Linked DNA regions of Homo sapiens: regions 1 and 2 are each linked to region 3. Evidence: read pairs that join two places in POLR2A ChIA-PET (ENCODE). Cell type or tissue: GM12878. All regions are shown on one strand. Links, peaks and the distances in the headings refer to the core of each region. The heading gives the core; the rest is flanking DNA. Region 1 overlaps EDEM3 (ER degradation enhancing alpha-mannosidase like protein 3). Region 2 has its middle 100 kb from the start of EDEM3. Region 3 overlaps NIBAN1 (niban apoptosis regulator 1).

The links. Peaks named below come from ENCODE experiments on the same cell type or tissue, not always from the same donor. Only the 100,000 strongest peaks of a DNase experiment are listed, where the experiment ranks them.
Region 1: POLR2A ChIA-PET joins it to region 3 with 5 read pairs; 1 of 35 experiments calls an interaction of 5 or more read pairs at or near these places.
Region 2: POLR2A ChIA-PET joins it to region 3 with 6 read pairs; 1 of 35 experiments calls an interaction of 5 or more read pairs at or near these places.

Annotation. Positions count from the first base shown.
Region 1 is chr1:184,744,210-184,751,332 of GRCh38, forward strand. It overlaps EDEM3 (ER degradation enhancing alpha-mannosidase like protein 3), which reads right to left. Exons shown (of 20, transcript NM_025191.4): 2 at 5,338-5,383. Among named protein-coding and RNA genes, the nearest start is that of EDEM3, 7.1 kb to the right of the region's middle. In GM12878, for the core only: no CTCF peak of the experiment used is centred there; DNase peaks (open chromatin) are centred at 1,782 and 3,222; H3K27ac peaks cover 3,068 bases.
Region 2 is chr1:184,646,737-184,653,859 of GRCh38, forward strand. No RefSeq gene overlaps it. Among named protein-coding and RNA genes, the nearest start is that of EDEM3, 100 kb to the right of the region's middle. RefSeq lists an enhancer at 2,711-3,040. In GM12878, for the core only: no CTCF peak of the experiment used is centred there; DNase peaks (open chromatin) are centred at 2,865 and 3,107; H3K4me3 peaks cover 691 bases; H3K27ac peaks cover 1,512 bases.
Region 3 is chr1:184,937,391-184,944,513 of GRCh38, forward strand. All of the region lies in intron 1 of NIBAN1 (niban apoptosis regulator 1), which reads right to left. LOC124904469 (a long non-coding RNA gene) reads right to left here. Exons shown (of 2, transcript XR_007066770.1): 2 at 1-6,075. Among named protein-coding and RNA genes, the nearest start is that of NIBAN1, 34 kb to the right of the region's middle. In GM12878, for the core only: no CTCF peak of the experiment used is centred there; a DNase peak (open chromatin) is centred at 4,511; H3K4me3 peaks cover 278 bases; H3K27ac peaks cover 818 bases.

The DNA of each region.
Region 1 (7,123 bases), core at 872-5,871, 190 kb before region 3:
ATTAACTTTTATAACTCAGTAATAACAGAACAAATGACAAATATATATATATATATATATATATATATATATATATATATATATGAATAGCAAATAAGCATATGGGAAAATTTTCAATGTCATTAATCATCAGGAAAAATCAAATTAAAATCACAATGAACTACCACTATACACCCAACAGAATGGCTGAAATTAGTAAGACTGGAAATACCAAGTGGAAGGACACAGAATAATTAAAACTCATACACTGCTGGTGGGAAATGCAAAATATTATAGCCATTTTAGAAAAGATTGGCATTTCTTATTAAGTTAAACTTACACTTGCCATATGACCTAGTAATCCTATTCCTAGGTGGGAAATATATGAAAATGTATGCCCAAATAAAAACTTGCACTCACAGGTTGACAGCAGCTTTATTAATACAATAATAGCCAAAGACCAAAAATAAGTCAAATACTCATTAAATGGTGAATGGACAAAGAAATTATGTTCAATCAAATCAACTAATACTACTGAGTAATAAATAAGAATTACAATATATCTCCAATATTGTGTTCTAGCAAATCAACTAACACTACTGAGCAATAAATAGGAATTACAATATATCTCCAACAACATGGATAAATCTCAAAAGCATCATGCTAAATGAAAGAAAGTAAATCAAAAGACTATGTACTGTATGATGCCATATATATGAAATCCTAGGAAAGAGAAAGGTGTAGTGACAAAACACAAATCAAGGTTGCTAGGCGTCAGAGGTGGGGAGAAGGAATTTACTGCAAATAACTATGAGTTAAATTTTTGGGGTGATGAAAATGTTCTGTATCATGACTGTGATGGTGGTTAAACAACTGTATACAATTGTCAAAAAAGAATTGTGCACTCAATTTGAAATTTTATTGTCTGTAAATTATATCTAAAAAAGATGAATTAGCTGAACGATCTGGTTCTACTGAATTAAAATTCTATGTAGAGTATCAGAGTGTGATTACAAAATGTTTTGAGAGGATACTATAGAATTTCTTGTGTAATTTTGGTAGGGTTTTAGGATGTTCTGAAAGCAAAGGCCAAGGAACAATGACTCATAGATGATAGTCCCACAACAGTCTACACAAAAAAAGGTAAATATAAATTTATATCTCCCTTACTCCCATTAGTACCATGCCTAAAATACTTTGTTTACAGAATTACTGTTTCTGATGAATGAACCATTAAAGAGAAACACCGAGTACAGAGTTTCAGATTGGGAAGATGAAAAAATTTCTAGAGATGAATGCACAACAATATGAATGTACTTAATGCCACAAAACTGTAAACTTAAATGGTTAAAATGGTAAATTTCATATTATGTATATTTTACAACAATAAAAATTTTTTTTAAACATTGGGGGGTAGGGGAGAGGCACTCCAAAAAAATGTACATAAATCTAGAAATGCACAGGAAGTTCATTTTGAAAGAGTTCCTTTGGTTTGATTAATAAAGACTATTCTACTGTTGCTTTCACAAAATCAAGCTTAATAGTGGTTATTAGGTACGATTCTACTAAAGGAAATTGTGCTTACCAACTCTATCCAAGCTTATTTTTAATGTTTAGGGCTCTTACCAGAATATAGTTTTTGCTTGTAACAGTTTGAGTTGTCTAACACAGACAGGAAAAACACTGGGAGCTCCAAAAAGGTTCTACATTTGGATGGCCCAAATACATGTCATTTTGTCATCTAAATTAATCTGCAAACTAAACTGAACACAAATACTCAAAACATGCTAACAGAAGCCCTAAAGTGACTGTGGCCTGGGGTTAAATAAGGTCACACAAGAACTGCTAAGATAAACATCAAATTCATGTCATTTGGTAAACGAGAAAGCCATCTGTGCAATTCACTGTGGGTAAACTGCAGACTGACTGGGGCTAGACATTTGTCAAACATAGTCGTTATTAATAGTCATGCCAATAAGTGTTAAAAACCCAAAAATCCCTAGATTTAAGTCCAGAGATGGCAGAGTTGTAGTAATCTACCTAAAGCTGGCAGGACATTTCTATTAAGAAATAGCATTAATAGAACCTTCTATTACATTAATAGAAAGTAAGTTCAAAGGGCACATGCCAAGAACAGGAAAGAATGTATGCGCTTTAAGCAAGTTCTATGTACTATCTGGAGAACAAGTTCTGAGTTACAGGCTAAGTGGATTTTAGGAGGGCAATTTCAATTTAGGCAGGAAATAAATAATAATGATAGTAGTAGTCGTTATCAGTAGCAGCAGTAAATTCTTACATCATGCTTCCTATTTGCCAGATATTAGTTCTAAGCACTTTCATTATATTAACTTGCTTAATCCTTCTAACAACATTGTGAGGCTGGCAAACCATTGTCTTCATTTTGCAGAGATGAAGAAACAGGCTCAGGAAGACTAGGTAACTTTCCCATTGTAACCCAGATGAGAGGTGGCAGAGCCATCTCAGGGTGTCCTGCTCCAAGTCCAGAGTTCTTGCTCTTAATAATACTATATTGCTTGTCTTTGGAAAACACCACTGCTTTCCTGGGAAGCAAGAAGGTTAAAGGAATTGTTCTACTGTAGACCAGACTGGAGAGTAGTATTAGAAAGAACTAGTGAGAAATGAGGAAAAACTTTCAACATTTATTAAAAGCCTGCCATGTACCAGGCATTTTATATTTTAGGATAGTAGGCAACTGACTACAAAAAAGTAAATGACTTACAGGCCCTGAAATTCACCTTAAACTTGTATTTTTAATTAAGTTTATTATTTCTTTGCATTTAAACACAAAGATATATCACAATGATCAAATGCAAAAAAAAAAAAACATTATTTTACTTCATCTTCACAAGAATTCAATTCAGTTCTTTCAAAAAAATTTGCTAAGCATTTATGTACCAGGCACAAGACATATAAAAAAGGTGAATGTATTAAAAATTAAAGAAATTGGTTCCTGTTCTTTAAAAAAAAATCTATAGTCTACAATAACTCTTTGCAATTATTCTCATTTTACATAGAAAGACACTGCTCAGATGGGTTAAATAACCTGTTTAGGGTCCAACCTGTAAATAGCTGAGACAGGATTTGAACTCAAGCCCTTCTAACTCCAAAACCTATACACTTTTACCCTACAGAAAGCTAAAAGTGTTTCTGAGTGTAGGGACCGGAAAAAAATTTCCAACTGACTTCAAATAACAAATACAAGGCAACTGTATTCTCGTTAATATTTTAGAACTGTGTCATGTTAGTTGAGAACTTGAAAAGAGGAAGTGTAAATTCTAGACTAAATCTTGGGTTACAGACCTCACACAGATTGAATATAGAAGAAGTACACAGCAAGAGTCACTCACATTGTAAAATAGTTGAACATTTTAAAATACATATTACAGTGGACACGTATGGTCCCACTGGAAATATATAAGACAATGTTACTTTCAAGAGTTCCCAGTCTTTGAAGCTGAAATCCTTCTCTCTTAAATCTTATTAAGTAGTTAATTGTAGCAGAAAGTTACTCAGTTAGGTCCCAATAGGCACAGGCCAGAAAGTCCTCTGAAAGCTGCCCTCAGTACCTGCACTGTCACAAACCTACTAAGTGTATTCTATAGTTAGAAAAAATGTATTGATATAACTTTCTGCCATTGATATAACTGTTCTACCTAAAAAGAACAAGATATTAAAGATACCATGCTTTATAAAGAGATGATCCTATTCATTGTGAGAAACTGAACTTATCCAGCTATATGCTATTTTATTTAACTTTGGAACTGCATTCATCAGTACGCATTTATGAGATGGCTAAGGTCTGAGGGTATAGGATGGAACCACTTGGCCATCTCAAAATCATTAGCCTAGATTTGTTAAATTATGCTTTGCCCAAACTGAATTAACCAGGGATAAATGATTTTGAAAGAAATAAGGGTTGACATGTGGGTGACAAAAAAAAATTAATTAAAAAACAGAACGGGTGTAATGGCTCACACCTGTAATCCCAACACTTTGGGAGGCAGAGGTGGGCAGATCACTTGAAGTCAGAAGTTCGAGACCAGCCTGGCCAACATGGTGAAACCCCATCTCTACCAAAAATACAAAAATTAGCCAGGCATGGTGGCACACACCTGTAATCCCAGCTACTCAGGAGGCTGAGGCAGGAGAATCACTTGAACCTGGGAGGTGGTGGCTGCAGTGAGCTGAGATAGTGCCGCTATACTCCACAGCCTGGGCGACAGAGCACAACTCCGTCTCAAAAAAAAAAACAAAAAACAAAAAACAAAAAAAACATTAAGGGAATGACTGAGGTCTTGAGAAATAAATTTGAAACTGTGTTTTTAATGTTGAAATGTATCCAAAAAAAATCATATCCTAAAAACATTAAGAACTCAAAATGTGCTCTCTCCAAATTTACAATATAAAAGAGAACGAGGACTGTCAAATATAAAACATGTTTTAAAACTAAAAATGCATAAATTACATATATTTAGATGTTCATAGATAACAATGATGTTAGTGTATGAAGATATTTGGTTAATATATGATAAAAAATGGATTCACAGAATCAGTTGAAAAATATTTTAAGCAGAACTAAAGCTAGTCCTCTGCCAAACTTTCCCAACTACATTTTATACGTTGTAATCATAGAAGAAAATCTGCTGACATATTTTAAAATGTAAAAACAAGGTTATAAGGGATAAGTTTCAGGATAATATGCTTAAACTCTTTTCAAATTACAATTTATGTGCAAAATTTTTTTTGAATTCCAGAATTTGCTATTTCATCTACGTTGTTGCACAACAGATCTCCAGAACTTTTCATCTTGTAAAACTGAAACTGCTATTTAATCTTAAGTGAGCCCTAAAACATTTTTAAATAATATGAATCAGCAAACTAAAAAGCAAAATATATTCAGTGCAGAGTCCATGAGGATACAATTAGGACAGAGGCTAAGTAACAATTTCTCTTTTAAGCAATGGTTTTCTTCAGTGTATAAATATTGTAAACATTTTTTTAAATTAAGAGAATAATCTCCCTTAAGACCAGAGATAACATCTTCATGTATATATCCACAATATCTAGCTATATAAAGCACTCAATGATAATTGTTGATGGCACCCAAGGAAGCTGTTTAAATAATGAAGTTTCATAATCTAATTTCAATTTATTCTTATCTGTTCAATAAACTGGTTCCCTAAAAACCACTACCAGAAAGACTATTTTTGCCCTGTTTTTTAAAAACTTCCTTTTAAAAAATGTAATTGTATTGTAGGTTTCAAAATTCCCAGTTGACTGTGCTCACATAATAATCAACTCACATAAATGGTAGGTAAAGATAAGCTTCCTACTTACCATATAGTTACCATAAGCATGATCAAACATTTCCAGTACTTGATTCCTAATTTTAAAAGAGCAGAAATGGAAAAAAAAAAAAAAAAAGGTAAGTATATTCTATTTATTATCTTTCAAAAAGTTAATTCTTCCTCATAAAAAATATACCAATAAAAACAAAAGAAAAATTTAGGTAGAAAGGGACATAAACAGAATCAGAAACTACAACAGCTAGCAGACAAGCTTTCATGAACTCACCACACAGAGCTGAGCCAAACTTTAATGATTACTAGTAATTTATGTACAATTCATCTTATAATTTTTCCTAAGAAAACTGATGAATGATAGATGCCATCATCAGAGAAGGAAATCTGATGCAGAAAAACAATGACCTCTTAACACAATTATTTAACGTATCTGTCTTGAAGCGGGGGTTTTGCTGGACAGCCCTTTAAAAAAACCATTATTATTGCCATTTATTGCTTCCCCTATATGTTCTACTAAGAGAGAGGTACACAGGTGTGTAGTGACATGAAATAACAACGCTTTATGAAGCCTCTGCCTTTGCACTTACATTGAATAAACCACTAATGCCTAGTTTAAGTACATATTTATTAATGTTTGTCATATTTTCAAAAGATACTTTTTATGATGTGCTCTACTCTAAAAAAACTGTCAAAAATCAAATAAATAGTATTCACTTCCAAAATGAGAAAACTAATGCTCAAAAAGAGAGTTGTGTGTTTTGGCGAATTCTGTTTCACAAAATCTCCGTAACCACTGTTTAAAATGGAGATGTCTGATCACTACACCAGAATTTTACTAAATCAAAACCTGTAAGGTTGCGACTGAGGAAGCAGCCTTTCAATTAAGCACTCTCAAGTTCAGGGACTTGAGGACTACAGGAAAAAGTACAAGTTAATTGTATGACCAGACAAGGCCAAATAATTAGCAAAGGAAAACACAGCTTAACAATTTTTTATTAACTTTTTCTTTTTTTTTTGAGACAGGGTCTCACTCTGTCACACCTAGGCTAGAGTGCAGTGGCACGATCTCAGCTCACTGCAACCTTCACCTCCCAGGTTCAAGCGATTCTCCTGCCTCAGCCTCCCGAGTAGCTGGGATTACAGGCGTCTGCCACCATGCCTGGCTAATTTTTGCATTTTCAGTAGAGACAGGGTTTTACCACGTTGGCCAGGCTGGTCTCGAACTCCTGACCTCATGTGATCCACCCGCCTCAGCCTCCCAAAGTGCTGGGATTACAGGTGTGAGTTACCACGCCCGGCCTATTAACTTTTCTTTTACCAAAGTTCCAATCACTGATGGCAAGAATTGAAAAAAGTGTTAAAGAAATTGCTGACTATATTTTTATTTGCCTCCTGTTATACTGCAATTGTCATTTTTAAAACTATAATCACAGATTATGAAATACTGGTAATAATAGAGCTAGCAAACAGAAAAGACCTCAGTTCCAGATCCTGACTATGAACACCAACAAAATCAAGTACACTCAAACTTGTGAACGAATTAAGTCCTGACAACATATGAATAATAACCACTTAAAAACATTTCATTATTTAAAAAAAGACCTTACCACCACTTTGCTAAAGCACTAATTCTTTGTAAGTTTACATATATATATATGTTTATATATATATAATTTTTATATTTGTGGTTTACAGCTCTAGACTCTTATCCTGTCCTAAGCAGAAAAAAAAAAGTTTAAAATGTCCCTTTCAGGAACTCATATCAATGAATGGAAGATGGAAGTCCTCTTTTTTTTCCTTCCCTGAAATGGAATACGAGA
Region 2 (7,123 bases), core at 717-5,716, 290 kb before region 3:
GATGTGATGAGTGCTGTCCTAGGAAGTACATAGGGGTGTCAGGGAGGTGTAGACCACGAGCACCTCACCTGGGCGGGGAAAGGTTTCCTGGGGTGAGACAGCTAATCTGGGCAGAAACTCCCTTGTCTGCACTCAAGCTCTAGGCCCCTTTTCCTCCAGGCTGTCCCCACTCAGTGTTGGCTCTGAGTAAGGCACTCCTTAGCCAACTTAAACACCCTGCCCACTTGCCTTCCTCCCAGTCCTCAGTTCTGAATCCTTTCTCCATGTGTGGGACTGAAACTCCAGCAGGGCAGGACCAGCAGTCCTTCAGCCAAGTCCAGCCCCACGGTCAACACAGGATGGGCCCACATGATGTATTTTAAAGGTTTGAATTAGGTGCTCTGGCAGAGACCGTCAGGGCTGTAGCCAGGCCATGGCTGCCCCACTAAGAATGACATTTCCTCACCAGTTATAGGACACGCATGAAGCTGAGGTGGGCCACTTCCAAGGCTGGGCTTTCACAATGCTGCACGTGCCCCCCCACCCTCATCGCCCTTTCCTCTATTCCCCCAGCTGACACCTGGGCAGGTGGTGACCCAGCCTTGATCATGACCTTTCATATTATGACCAAGACATGCAAAAGACACCACCGTCCTGGTCCCTTAAGCCACTGTATTGTTGGCAGGGCAGCACAGGCTTATCTCGATGAATACAGTTGCCAACGTGTCAGATTTCAGATTTCCAGCATCCACCAAAAAAGTGGAAGATCTAGCAACACTACGTCCACAGTCCTGCAGGGCAGCAGTCAGCAGGCACCGAGTCAGTTTGCCACAGACCCAGCCATGCCTGGTGATCTGAGGTCTGGTGTCCCTGCCACAGCCCTTGAACTGTTGCTTTTCTGACCCTTCACCCTTCTCTATAAACTGACTGATTCTTGCAGACAACTGTAATTTAAAAACAGCCCTGCAGCTTATTTGAAGCATTTGAGCCTCTGAGTAGAACATGACTCAGGGAATCCAACTGCTGGTGAACCTCTTGCCTGCCTCTTCTCTCAGGACTTTGTGCCACTTAAAAACCCATACCTAGGCTCGGCACAGTGGCTTATGCCTATAATCCCAGCACTTTGGGAGGCCAAGCCGGCAGATCACTAGAGGCCAGGAGTTTGAGACCAGCCTGGCCAACATGGCGAAACCCTGTCTCTACCAAAAATACAAAAATTAGCCGGGTGTGGTGGCACGTGCCTGTAATCCCAGCTACTCTGGAGGCTGAGGCAGGAGAACTGCTTGAACCTGGGAGGCAGAGGTTACAGTGAGCCGAGATCACACCACTGCACTCCAGCCTGGGCGATAGAGCAAGACTGCCTCAAAAGAAAAAACAAAACAACAAAACAATAGAAAACATCCACATCAGTTATTTCAATCCTGGTTTAAGACCTAAATCAGACCCAGTGCCTAACAAATATTCTGTGTGTCCCCTTTACATCCCTGAAATTAAATTAATATTACCCACCTACACACACAATTTTAAAAATCAGTATAATGCCCTAATTGAAATATAAAAGAGAAATAAAAGTCATTTATGATGACATCATATGTGTTTCAATATGTTAAAGTTTGGTGCAACTACCTTAGCAGCCAGCAGGAAACAGTCAGATACTTGCTTGCAGAAAAAGCACCACCGCAAATCTGACAGCTGCAAATGCAGATTGGTACAGGTGTATGTGGTTTGGGTAACTCAAATACCACAAGTGGCATTGGCATTAGGGATGTGATTTTTTCAAAAGGTGAACAACACAAAATCTAGTTTATCCCTGATTCTCACAACAGTTGCATTCCTGGAAAAACTTCACGCATTTAAAAATATGCAACTAATACTCCATGGTCATGAGTCAAATGGAGTTTGATTTTAGGCTCAGATTATTCTGAACATGTTCTCCACTCAAGAATGCACAGTGGGCTGGGTGCGGTGGCTCATGCCTGTAATCTCAGCACTTTGGGAGGCTGAGGTGGGCAGATTGCCTGAGGTCAAGAGTTCGGAGTTAGAGACCCATCTGGCCAACATGGTGAAACCCCATCTCTACTAAAAGTACAAAAAAAAAATTAGCCAGACATGGTGTGCAGCTATAATCCCAGCTACAGCTACTTGGGAGGCTGAGGCGGGGGAATTGCTTGAACCAGGGAGGTGGAGGTTGCAGTGAGCCGAGATCATGCCTCCACACTCCAGCCTGGGCGACAGAGCAAGACTCTGTCTAAAAAAAAAAAGAATGCACAGTTGGCACCCAGCCATTATGCAGGACAGGAGCAGTTCTTCATTGGGAGCGTCACCCAGAGCATTGCAGGCTGTCTAGCATTTCTGCCTTTTCCCGTTAAATGGCGAGACCATCCCAACTCAACCATTAAGACAACAAAATTCACCCCCACAGATGCTTTCCCAATGAGAATCACTGCACCAAACCAAGAAGACACACAGAGAGGTGAATGGGGATATTGGGTAGGACTCCAAGATTTTCCTCAGACCTCAAAGATAATGAGACATCACCTCAACATGATTTCCTGTGACTATCCAGACTTGTTAGGCTTTTTCTTCAGCAAAGGAGTCAGGAATGAACAGAAAAGACTCTAGTAGACTCCAAGGTGAGTGTCCCGTTGGCTTTTCCCTCTCTGGACCCTGGGAGAAGAGGAGGAGGTAGATGACTGCTCGGCAGACAAGCTCTTCCTCCCCACCCCACTCAAACCCAACAAGACAAACTTCACTTCTTGATTTCTGTTTTTAAAAAGGAAGAACAAATAAAGCAAGAGGCTGAAACTGAATGAAATTCAGTTCTCCTGTCCCTCACATCTCCTGTCTATTAATAGCCTCTTTGAATGAGTCACATTGAGACATTTATTGGCTGTCTCTGAGAGTGCTTTTACCCAAAATAGTTCCCAAGCCATGTTTCTATGCTGCTGTGATGCTGGGACAGCCAACACAGGCGCCGTTTCTCAAAGAAGAAACATGCATGTAAATCAGGTTTCACCTGGGCGGGCTGGGCCGGGGCCCAGAGTCAAAATACCAATCGGCCCCTCACAAACTTAAAATACTGAGGGCATGAATGCTTCATCCTCCGGACTCTCCCCCAGAGACCAGCCTCCTGGCGTCTCCTTGAAGAAGCACCTCATTGTCTCCACAGACCTTGGTGTTGTCTCAACTCTTACATGGTTTCTTTAATGGCTTTTTGGGGGAATGCTGTTGTGCTTCCACATGTGTGTACTGAGGGGACAGGGACAGAGAGAAAACAAGTGAGATGTTATTTCTCCCAGGACCCTAGAGCCAGGGTCTGCTCCTCCTTGTCCCTCAGAGCCTAATCCCCTCAGGGCAGGTGCCTCACTTTCCTCATTTCATGCCACCCCAGCCCCTCATTTCCTCCTCTGTCCCAAGCCATTTTTAACTGTCTGACTGGGAAGGATCTGACCTGACAGGACAATTAAATATTAATACTGTGATTGAAGAGTCTGTGTGTAAATCAATTAAAAATAGGACATGTGGGGCTCAGATATTTTTAACCTATTTTTTCTTTCTGTCTGGAAAACTCTTGCTGCATAGCTCAGACCCGGGTGCCTTGGGGCTGGGATGGATTCTGGAAGGTGGGGAGGGCAGGCTGGGAAGCTGGTCACCACCGTCCTCAGATGGGTGCTGTGTGTAGGGGCTGATGTGGCCTTTCTCCTACCACGCAGAAAGAAGGGGGTTCCATGCACCAGTCCCCTCCTCCTCCATCAAAACCTCCCAGGACTAGCTGTCACTCTCTTTGGGCTCCCCTCCTGTGCCAGTTTACATCACGTTTGTAATTATTTGATTTTTTATTGCACTGTATTCTAGAATGTGAGGGAACACATTCTAGAGGGCAGGAACCATCCTCTCCATCTTTCCATACAGGTCCCCGCCCAGCTGGAATGTGCTGGGCACTTAATAAATGTTTGTGCAATGAACCAACAGCAAGACAATGACATCTGCCACTTGTTACAACTTCCTTATTTGAAATGGCAAACCTGTTTAATGACAATCCTTCTGCCCCTTCCAAGTCAACTCAAGGTAGCATGTGGGTGAAAACAGTTTACATGGAGAAAGTATAATGTTTATAAATAAACATTTATTCCATCATCTCTTTCTGTAAAAGAAGCAGAGTGGGCAGCTGCTCCCAGACCCCGAGATAAATTGATTACCCACCATCAGCAGGCACAGATTTTGGCTCTGAGCTTCCTGGAAGCCCAGGCCAAAAGGAAGACATTGTAGGCAACATGGTTTTCATTTACTCAGCCAAAAGATCACAAGTCAGTCTGCAGAGACAAAGTTTTTCCAAAACTCTCTAACTCAAGAGTGATTTGGTATGTGAATCCTTACACTGAAATCCTAAAGCAATTAGCCGGATATGGTGGTGGGCGCCTGTAGTCCCAGATACTCAGGAGGCTGAGGCAGAAGAATCACTTGAACCTGGGAGGTGGAGGTTGCAATGAGCCAAGATGGCACCACTGCACTCCATCCAGCCTGGGCGATACAGCAAGACTCTGTCTCAAAAAAAAAAAGAAAAAAGACAGAAATCCTAAAGCAAGCTTGTCCAACCCACAGCTCACGGGTCGCATGCAGCCCAGGATGGCTTTGAATGTGGCCCAACACAAATTTGTAAACTTTCTTAAAACATTAGGAGTTCTTTTGCAATTTCGGCTATTGTTAGTGTATTTTATGTGTGGCCCGAGACAATTCTTCTTCTTCCAGTGTAGCCCAGGGAAGTCAAAAGATTGGACACCCCTGTCCTAAAGTGTCATTTAGCTGTTCCTCAAATAAGCCACACTGACTTCTGCCACAGGACTCGTCCATCTCCTGGAATGTTCGGCAGAGCTTCTTGACATTCGCCTCCCTGCTCAAGTATCCCCTCAGAGCAGCCATCCTGCCCCCCAGCACCCACTCCTAGCACCACACTCGAACCACACTTTGCCTTCCTTTATTTCTCTCCGTTGCATTTACACTCACTCATCCAAGTCCTTTACTTATGTGTTTGTCTGCTTGTTTTCTGTCTCCTTCACTAGACTATAAGCCTCATGAGGGCAGGGATTTTGTCTGTTTGGTTCATTGCTGTATTCCCAGGTCCTAGATTAGCACTTGCTATCTAACAAGCGTTAAATATATATTAGCTGAATTGTGACTCGAGGACATTTTCAAGCAGGATTTTTGGAAGTGACAGAAACACTGTTTTAAAAGAAGACTCCTGTAATTATGAAGACTGTCTGATGAGTATGATATAAAATGTTCCAGGTACTTTGATTTCTTATAATACAATTTCATACAGGGATAGAATGTGGAGGATCTATAAATGGGTTGCATTAACAAGTTCCTGGGTCTGTCATCTGTCTCAAACATCAGGAGCCTAAGTGAGATTTGGCAAGTCTTCTTTCACTCAGGGTCTGCTCTTAATTGGACTTCCCAGCAACTACTCCAAGTACAGCTCTTCAAGACTGCTTAAAATGTGAACCTTCTGGTTTAGCTACCGGACAACAAGGCAACACCTGCAGATGCTTAAGAGCTGGATTTACAGCCTCATCCTCCGAAAAAGAGAACTAACTTCAGCAGGAACAAGGACAGCTGGAGTAACTACAGGCAGAGCCAGTGCCTCCTGTAAGAGAACTCTGAACACTGTCTGGAGCTCACACAAGTTCCTGGAATAATGCTTTAAGTTCTATAATCTGTAATGCCTTGAAATTCTATATCTGTATGATATATAATCTGTATTAGTTATCTGTTGCTGCATAACAAATTATCCCCAAAGATTAGCAGCTTAAAATGACCAACATGTGTCATCCCATAGTCTCCGTGGGTCAGGAATTTGAGAGCAGCTTAGCTGGGTGGTTCTGGCTCAGGGTCTCTCACGAGGTTGATGTCAAGATATTGGCCAGGGCTGCTGTCATCCAAAGGCTTGACTGGGGCTGGAGAGTCAAGGTGGCTCACTCATGTGCCTGCTGACAGTTTCTCACTTTGTTCTCCTCACCACCAGGGCCTCTCCAGAAGGCCACTTGAGGGTCTTTATGTCATGACAGCTGGCTTCCCCCAGAACAAGTGATCTGAGAGAGTGAGCAAAAGGGAAGCCTCAATGCCTTTATGGCCTCATCTCAGAAGTCAAACAGTCTCTTCCACTATGTTCTATTTGTTGAAAGTGAGTTGCTAATTTCAAGCCATATTCAAGTGAAGAAAAATTTAGCTTCACCTCTTAAAGGAAGGAGAATTAAAGAATTTGTAGACATATTTTAAAAGCAGCACACCAGCTAATGTGAAGAAAGTGGTCTCAGCAGGAGAAATATGTGCAATAGCCATTACCAGGCAGAGAGGTTCTGTGTAAGAGGAAGCATGATGCACTGAGAAGATCCTGGATGAAGAATTAGACATTCCAGGACTCACATCTCAAACCCATCACTTAACAGCTGCATGAATTCAAAGATGTTTACCTTCTCTGGGCTTCAGTTTTCCCTTGTTTAAGATGGAGATAATGTTACTCATTTTGCTGAAATACTACGAGAAATAGAGAAAGTCCGTGTCAATCTCTCTGGGCACACAATAAATACTCAAAAAATGGTAGGTCTTATTAAATTGCGCCATGACACCTCTGTGAATCCTTAATTCTTGAAGAATTATAAATGGGTATACTGTACAATGTAGGAAAATGGATAAACCACTAAAGAGTATTACCTAAGATATGCCACATAAATGGCAGTAGATGTTTATCTAATATAGTAATTTTGGTTTGATACTCAGCTTATCCATCTGGGATATTTATGTGTGCGTGTGTGTGTGTGTGTGTGTGTGTGTACACTGTGCCCCTAGTTCTCCAATAACATTTAAACGGCTTACAAAAATACCAATTGCAGCCAGTCATGGTGGCTCACACCTATAATCCCAGCACTTTGAGAGGCTGAGGCGGGAGGATTGCTTGCGTCCAGGAATTTGAGACCAACCTGGACAATGTAGGGAGCGCTCATCTCCACAAAAAATACAAAAATCAGCTGGGCATGGTGCAAGTACCTGTAGCTCCAGCTACATGGAAGGCTGAAGTAGAAGGATCACCTGAGCCCAGATTGAGGCTATAGTGAGCTATGATTGCATCACTGCACTCCACCCTGGA
Region 3 (7,123 bases), core at 1,457-6,456:
CCACTAGAACCCTTCCACTCCAGAAAGTGGAACTTATTACTTCTCCCTTTCTTCTCCACACCACCACAAAGAAAAGAATATGTATATTGTTTGTATATTGCTTGGTTCATTCATCACCTTAATAAATATTTCTTAACTACCTCTCATGAGCCAGACACTGTGCAGGTCTTTGGAGACATAAAGATGAAAGGTGGGGCTGATGCTTTCAACGAGTGTAGCAGAAATGGAGAATTGCAAACACAGTAAATGTGACAAACGTCGTAACAAAATAAAAGCAGGTGTGGGCAAAGCTAAAGCCAAGGAGCAACATGTTGAGGAGTGAGCTCAGGTTCTTTGTATTTCAGTTTGCCACTGATTTTCTTACTGTGTGACTGTCAGCAAATTACTTAAGCTCTCTGAGCTTCACTTTTCTCACCTGCAAAGTGGAGACAAAGACCACCCACCTTAAACAGCTACGTGAGAAGTAAAGAGTACAATATATGTAAAGCAGCTGACCCACTGCAGGTGCAAGGAGCATGTGAGTCCGGGTGAGGGACTGCGGGAGCTTGACAGAGAGCTAAGGCTTGAACTGAAACTTGGCAGGCAGGTAGAGGTTTATCAGGCCAGCCGAGGCAAAAGCTAAGGAGGCAAAGGATGAGGTGATTGGAAAGAAGCTCACAAGATGAGGCTGGAGAGGTGGACAGAATCTCTGGTCATGGAGATTAACAGGGAGCTGATGGATACCTACTACTGGGAAAGTGACATGCTGAGATTTGCACAGATATGTCAAGAATGATTTGGGGAATGCACACACAAAATGAGAATTAGGAGATCAGTTACAATTTGATATATAACTTCAAGCTTCATAAAAGCTTGAAGTCAGGCAGTGACATGGAAATGAATAAGAAAGAAGGAATATCAAAGACATTTTGGAGTAAGAATTTACTATTTAGTGGGGGGTTGTTTGTGGCAGGTAATGGAGAGGGAAGAGATAAGGATGGCTCCAAGATTCTCGAGTTATGTCTACCTAATCACAAAACAACTAGATAATCAGTCTTTCTCTTTTTTTCTTTTTGTTTCTTTTTTTGTCTCCCTTTCTTCCTTCCTTTCATCTTTCTTTTCTTTTTTGCTCTTTCTGTGTTTTCTTCTTTGTAATCAAGTCAAATCTTTTTTTGTGAATTGAAAAAAGCAAACTGGGACATAAATACAAAAGTAGGTTTAACATATTTTTCAGCTTTCAAGTGATTGTTTTGACATCATGAAGCCACTAAAAATTTATTTTTAAACACTGTTAAGCTTTCTATTCAGAAAATTTAATGATTCTAATGGAATTCTCAAGTTAAAGTGTACTTCTAATAAGAAATTACATAGTGCTGAGAGGCATAAATGCCAAATATAAATACAATTTTAAAGACTGTATTTATTATATAAAGATAATTCTCACTGACATTTAGTAAGATTATATTTATTATATAAAGATTGTATTACTAGGGCTTGCTCCAGTAATCATGGCCGATATCCCATGGCCAGTGGATAAACTGCATCTTTAAAAGCTGGCTTCAGCAGCTAAATCGAGTTACTTAGGGTCGGTTATGTTATCAAACATCCATTGGCTAATTTATTCCTGAAGCAAATTGATTACCATTCCATCTGGAAATAATTAGGGATTATTTTGACTTATTTGAGAATTTTGCTTGTCTTGCCTTGACTAGCATTCATTCAACATTCAACAAATGTGCATTGAGTTGCTACTATGCACAAATGTACTAGAAGCTGCAGAATTATAAAGAACACAGTTTGGTGCTGACACAAAGGTGAGATACAGCATATTTAGTACAAAGCAGAATGCACTGGGCACCACATCAGTGCCATAAACAAGGCTCTCTGAATTTAAAAGAGAGTGACACTTCCAGGGGGAGTAACTGGAGGCAGAAACAAAGGTAGAAAAAAATCTTAGGCAGAGACAACTGCATAAACCAAAAAGCAGAAAGTGACAAGGCCAAGGCTTCTCCCCTATTCCTACTGTCCCCACAATAGAGCATGCCTCTTGTCACCAAGGCTCCTCTGCAAGCTTCCTTCCTTTCTCCTTCTCTGGGTCTCAAGTCAAACATTACTCCCTTTGAGAAGCCTTCTCTTTTTAAGCAGAATTTAGTTCCCTTTCTGGAATTCACAAAGCCCATTCCGGACACATTTTAAATGCATTTATCACTTAATATTTAAGAATCACTTAAAGCCCCTGGATTGCCTGGTTTTAAGTCTCTGCTTTGCCACTTGTCACCAGAAAAACTGTGGGCAAGTTATCTAACTTTCCTGTGCTTTGCTTTCCTCATTTAGGAAATGGAGATACTGATACCTACAGAACTGGCTAGGATTACAAGGAGTAAGTTATGTCAAGGGCTTACTGCCGTACCTACCAAGGTCAGGGCTCAATAGGTGCTAGCTGCTATCACTATTCCATACTTAGAGCGCTGTGTCCCACACTAGATTGCACACCTCTGGTGGGTAGGGGTAAATCCTATTCATCTTTGTATCTCCACACTCCATTATGGCATTTGGAAAATATGGAATAAATTAAAATTTTCAGTGACAAATATCTGGTTCCGGGAGTGTCTCAGAATATCTTCAGGAGAAAATATCCAATAAGCAGATGGTGATTCTGAATTTGAAAGACTTTAGACTGTTTCTGGGATGAGACAAAACCAGTGAGAAGGCAATGTCTCCAGATGCAGAATAAGAGGGAATAGGTGAAGGGGCCAGGTCCTGGGCTAAGTGGGGATTCTGGCCAGACACCCTGTGCCCTGAAAAAGGACATTGGGGGTAACTGGCTACCCAGAGATGATGTTGACAAGAGACCCCAGGAGCCAAAACCCCTGGATTGCCGGCACCAGCAGAACCGTGGCTGGACCTCAGAGGCTAAATACAATCTCCACTTCCACTGCAAAACATCTAGTTTTAACAAATCAGTGATTGTAAATGGTAGCAAGGAAGCATGATAGTAAATAAATTCCTCCAAATTACTTTAGCAGGCCTGGCAGTAATGTGGAACTTTTTGAATTCCTCAAATTGTATAATACCACAGACTTCTCCCATACCACTCAGCTTTGAGTGGCTTTAAAATATAGGAAAGAAAACAATCTATGATGTGTTGGTTTTAAATACTTTTGTGATGAAAGCATAGTAACAAGTATATAGTAACCTAATTTGTGTAAATTAGTATACCACAGTGTATTTTGGTAGTGGGCTAGGGGGAGAACTAGTGTTGTCTTAAAACCTTCTGATAATAATATGATTCCTATTAACTTCCTATGAGCATTTTGCAAGAAAGTCAAGCAAACCACTTGCATAAAAATTTTTTAACTTTTTTCATTAGTTCTGTGAGTAAAAATGCTCAGGCACACTCTGCATTCTCAGTTAATAGATGAAATAGATAACCGCTGCAAAAATATGAGGAGGATCATTCCATTTCTTAGTGGAAAAGGTATGGTGAAATCATCAACATTTCATCATTCGATCTGCTTGAGATGTGTTGAACAGGTTGACTTCCTACATCTCCTAGCGGGTTAAGCGGGCAATGTGCCGCAAACAGGTACAACAGAGAAGGCATCCGGACACACGTCAGTCTATCCTTTCTTATATTCCAATTATTTTCCAGTTCACATTATGGGAAAATTTGATATACATTGCATTGACTCTGAACATCACTTAGGACAGTACCCAAAGCACTTACAGTTTTGACAAATGGAAGAAGGAGGAAAAAGAAAGGAGAAGAGTTTGAAGACAGAAGAAATTAAGGAAAGTAAACTAAAGCAATTGAAACTATTTGGCAATCCTTTCCCTCTCAACTCTAAGTCTTATTCTAAATTAGGGGTTTTCTAGATATACAATCATGTCATCTGCAAACAGGGACAATTTGACTTCCTCTTTTCCTAATTGAACACCCTAAATTAGGAAAGTTAAACACCTAAAATGTCAACACTTTCATTTAAAGAATGTGGGAGAGCCGGGTGCAGTGGTTCACACCTATAATCCTAGCACTTTAGGAGGCCGAGGCAGGTAGATTGCTTGAGCTCATGAATTTGAGACCAGCCTGAGCAACATGGAAAAACCCTGTCTCTACAAAAAATACAAAAACTAGCCAGGCATGGTGGCACCTGCTTGTAGTCCCAGCTGCTCAGGAGGCTCAGGTGGGAAGGTCACTTGAGCCTGGGGGATCAAGGCTGCAGTTAGCTAAGATCGCACCACTGCACTCCAGCCTGGGCTTTAACAAAGCAAGACCCTGTCTCAAAAAAAAAAAAAAAAAAACCTGGGAAAGATCCCATAGATCTGAATTTAGATACCTGGGGGTGTGAGATGGGGAAGCATAACACATGTATTTTACAATGATAGTTGTTTTACTCTGTTTACTAAATGCCAGTCAGAAGTGTTTCCCTGTGTCCCATGCTAAGTAATAACACAGATTGATGTCTGTGGTCATGTTGCTGCAGTATTCTCAGAGATGCAGCTACAACCGGGGTTCAGTAGCAGATCAGCTGCTCAGACAGAGGAGACCATATTTGCCCTAATTTGTAACAAATTTTTCGGCCACTCATTCTGCGACTCTCTGAGTAATCTTGACTCAACTTCCCATACCTAATAACCCAATAACAGAAACTACCTTAAGACAATGCATAGTATCATAATTGTGCCTACAGTTTTTTAAAAAAACAAATTAAGTAGACAATTTAAAGTTTATTGAAGTCTTTGAGTTATCATTTACTCAAATACACACAAATTATTGATCTGAAGAATAATTTCTCAGGGAGCTGATAGAGATCATAATGAAAGTTATACAGGCCAAGAAACACAATAATAAACTATCAGAAAAAGAACTTGGTAAGTACCGTATCTTTCCACTTGCTGTGTGCATTAAAGTTATACTTTTTTAGTCCATTTAGTTGTTTTCAATTTAAAAGAGATGCAATCTGTGGGTTATAAAATACAAAAACAGCTTTGGACCACATCTCTAGCATAGTAGGAAGAACACAAATGAAACTGACAGATGCCGCGGGGCGCGGTGGCTCACGCCTGTAATCCCAGCACTCTGGGAGGCCGAAGCTGGCGGATCACGAGGTCAGGAGATCGAGACCATCCTGGCTAACATGGTGAAACCCCGTCTCTACTAAAAATACAAAAAAATTAGCTGGGCGTGATGGCGGGCGCCTGTAGTCCCAGCTACTTGGGAGGCTGAGGCAGGAGAATGGCGTGAACCCGGGAGGCGGAGCTTGCACTGAGCCCAGATTGCCCCACTGCACTCCGGCCTGGGCGACAGAGCGAGACTCCGTCTCAAAAAAAAAAAAAAAAAAAAAAGAATCAGGTTCCTCCTGGACGCTGCCTGCTGATGTGCCTACCTAACTGGCCACACTCAGCTCTGAGGCAATGGCTGGTAGGAGCAGTCTCACACTCACCTTGTAACTCTGCACTGACAACGCAGCCAGCCCTATGGTTTGTGACATCGAATATGAGAAAAGGGACCTCCAAGTGACTCGAAAATCAGGATGTTCCATAAAAATCCTCAATTATTCTTTCCAAGAAGAGGAAAAAGTAATAGGCAAAGAGAAGAACATCAGTGGCGGAATGAGAGCTTAGCATTTTGCTGTTTTGGAAAGTGATATCTCTTCTTATAATTTGTCTATAAAAATGATTAGCTTTGGGTCATAGGCCCCTTTAATGATCTGCTGAAAGCTTTGGATACCAGAAAAACATAGTAGACATAAAATTCTGCTGCTTCCCATTCCCTGACCTCAAGTCAAGACACTTCGATTTAGATGTCTGTGAAGAACCCTTCTAAAACTAGCAAGCCTAATATTTTCAGTTACAAAATTTGATCAGAATGAGTTCCATGAGAAGCCTTCATTGGCCAACAAATGGAAAAACAAGGGGTTTAGCCTGAGAAAGTAAAGAAAAGAGACTACAGTTCAATTTTATGGATGTTTTATTTCAGACTTAAATTCAATTTTTCAAATGATGACTCTTTGGGATTAATATAGGCATCCGATCACTGCAACTTTAGTCTCCCAATGCACCAATGCCATTTCTTAGAGAAGAATTTCTATTTTCCTGATAGAAGCAAAGAGGTTGTATTTGGGGTTCAGAGGATAATGTTAATGCTGAATGACACAGGAAAAAAACAGCAACAACCATATTATTTAGAAGTTGACCACATATCTTGCTGCTTGAATATTTGCAACTTGCTAAGGAATGCAATGTAGCAAGTCATAGACTAATAACTCAGCAACTGCAAATTATTGTTCAAAAATGACCCCCAAAAATCTTAGTACCAAGGTTATCAAAGAGAAGCAAATAATAATAATAATAAATAAATAAAATTTTTAAAAATGACTCCCAAAATCTTTGCTCATATAAGTGGAATTTTAGCTTATGTGAATTAACTTAAAAATCTTTATTAAGTTCTAAGTTTTCTAACACACTGCACTAGACACCGAGGTGATATAACAGTATATAGTTCACTATGGAAGAGTACAACCGAAAGGGAAAAAATAAAGCTCAGGATTTTAAGCTTATCACAAAAACAGGGTAAGATGGATAGGATGATCTTGCAAAAAGACATATGGAAAAATCATACACTACATTTGTCCCTGACACATTGTACAGCAACAGCTATACAATTACCTCTACGGACGTTGCTGATTGCTGTCTTTGTGTACATGGAGCATCAAGAAGTCATATCCAGAAGATATCCAAGTACCACTAGTGAAAGGAAACCCACTGCTGCCCTGGGAGGTAGAGGATGGATGATGGTCACCACTCATTGGTGATAGTGAAAGGCTCTGTGCAGATAAGATATGGTCAGTCAAGCTTGTTGTCCATCTTTCTGGTGACTAGTTCTAGATTATAATAGTCTGCTGAGACATACTAAGCCCACTAGTCCATGATTCAGTACTTGGGTCTTTATGGGAATGACCACACTGCTAGAAGACAGAGAAGCAGCATTGGCATCTAAGAAGTCACAAGCTGAAGACTAGAAGACCCAGCCACACAGGTGGCGTTCTTGTAGCTTCTTCCTCTCAATGGTTAGGACTTTGAAAAAGAGAGAATATTGGGAAAGTGAACAGCTAACTATGAAGAGGTACGTGGTGAATAGGAT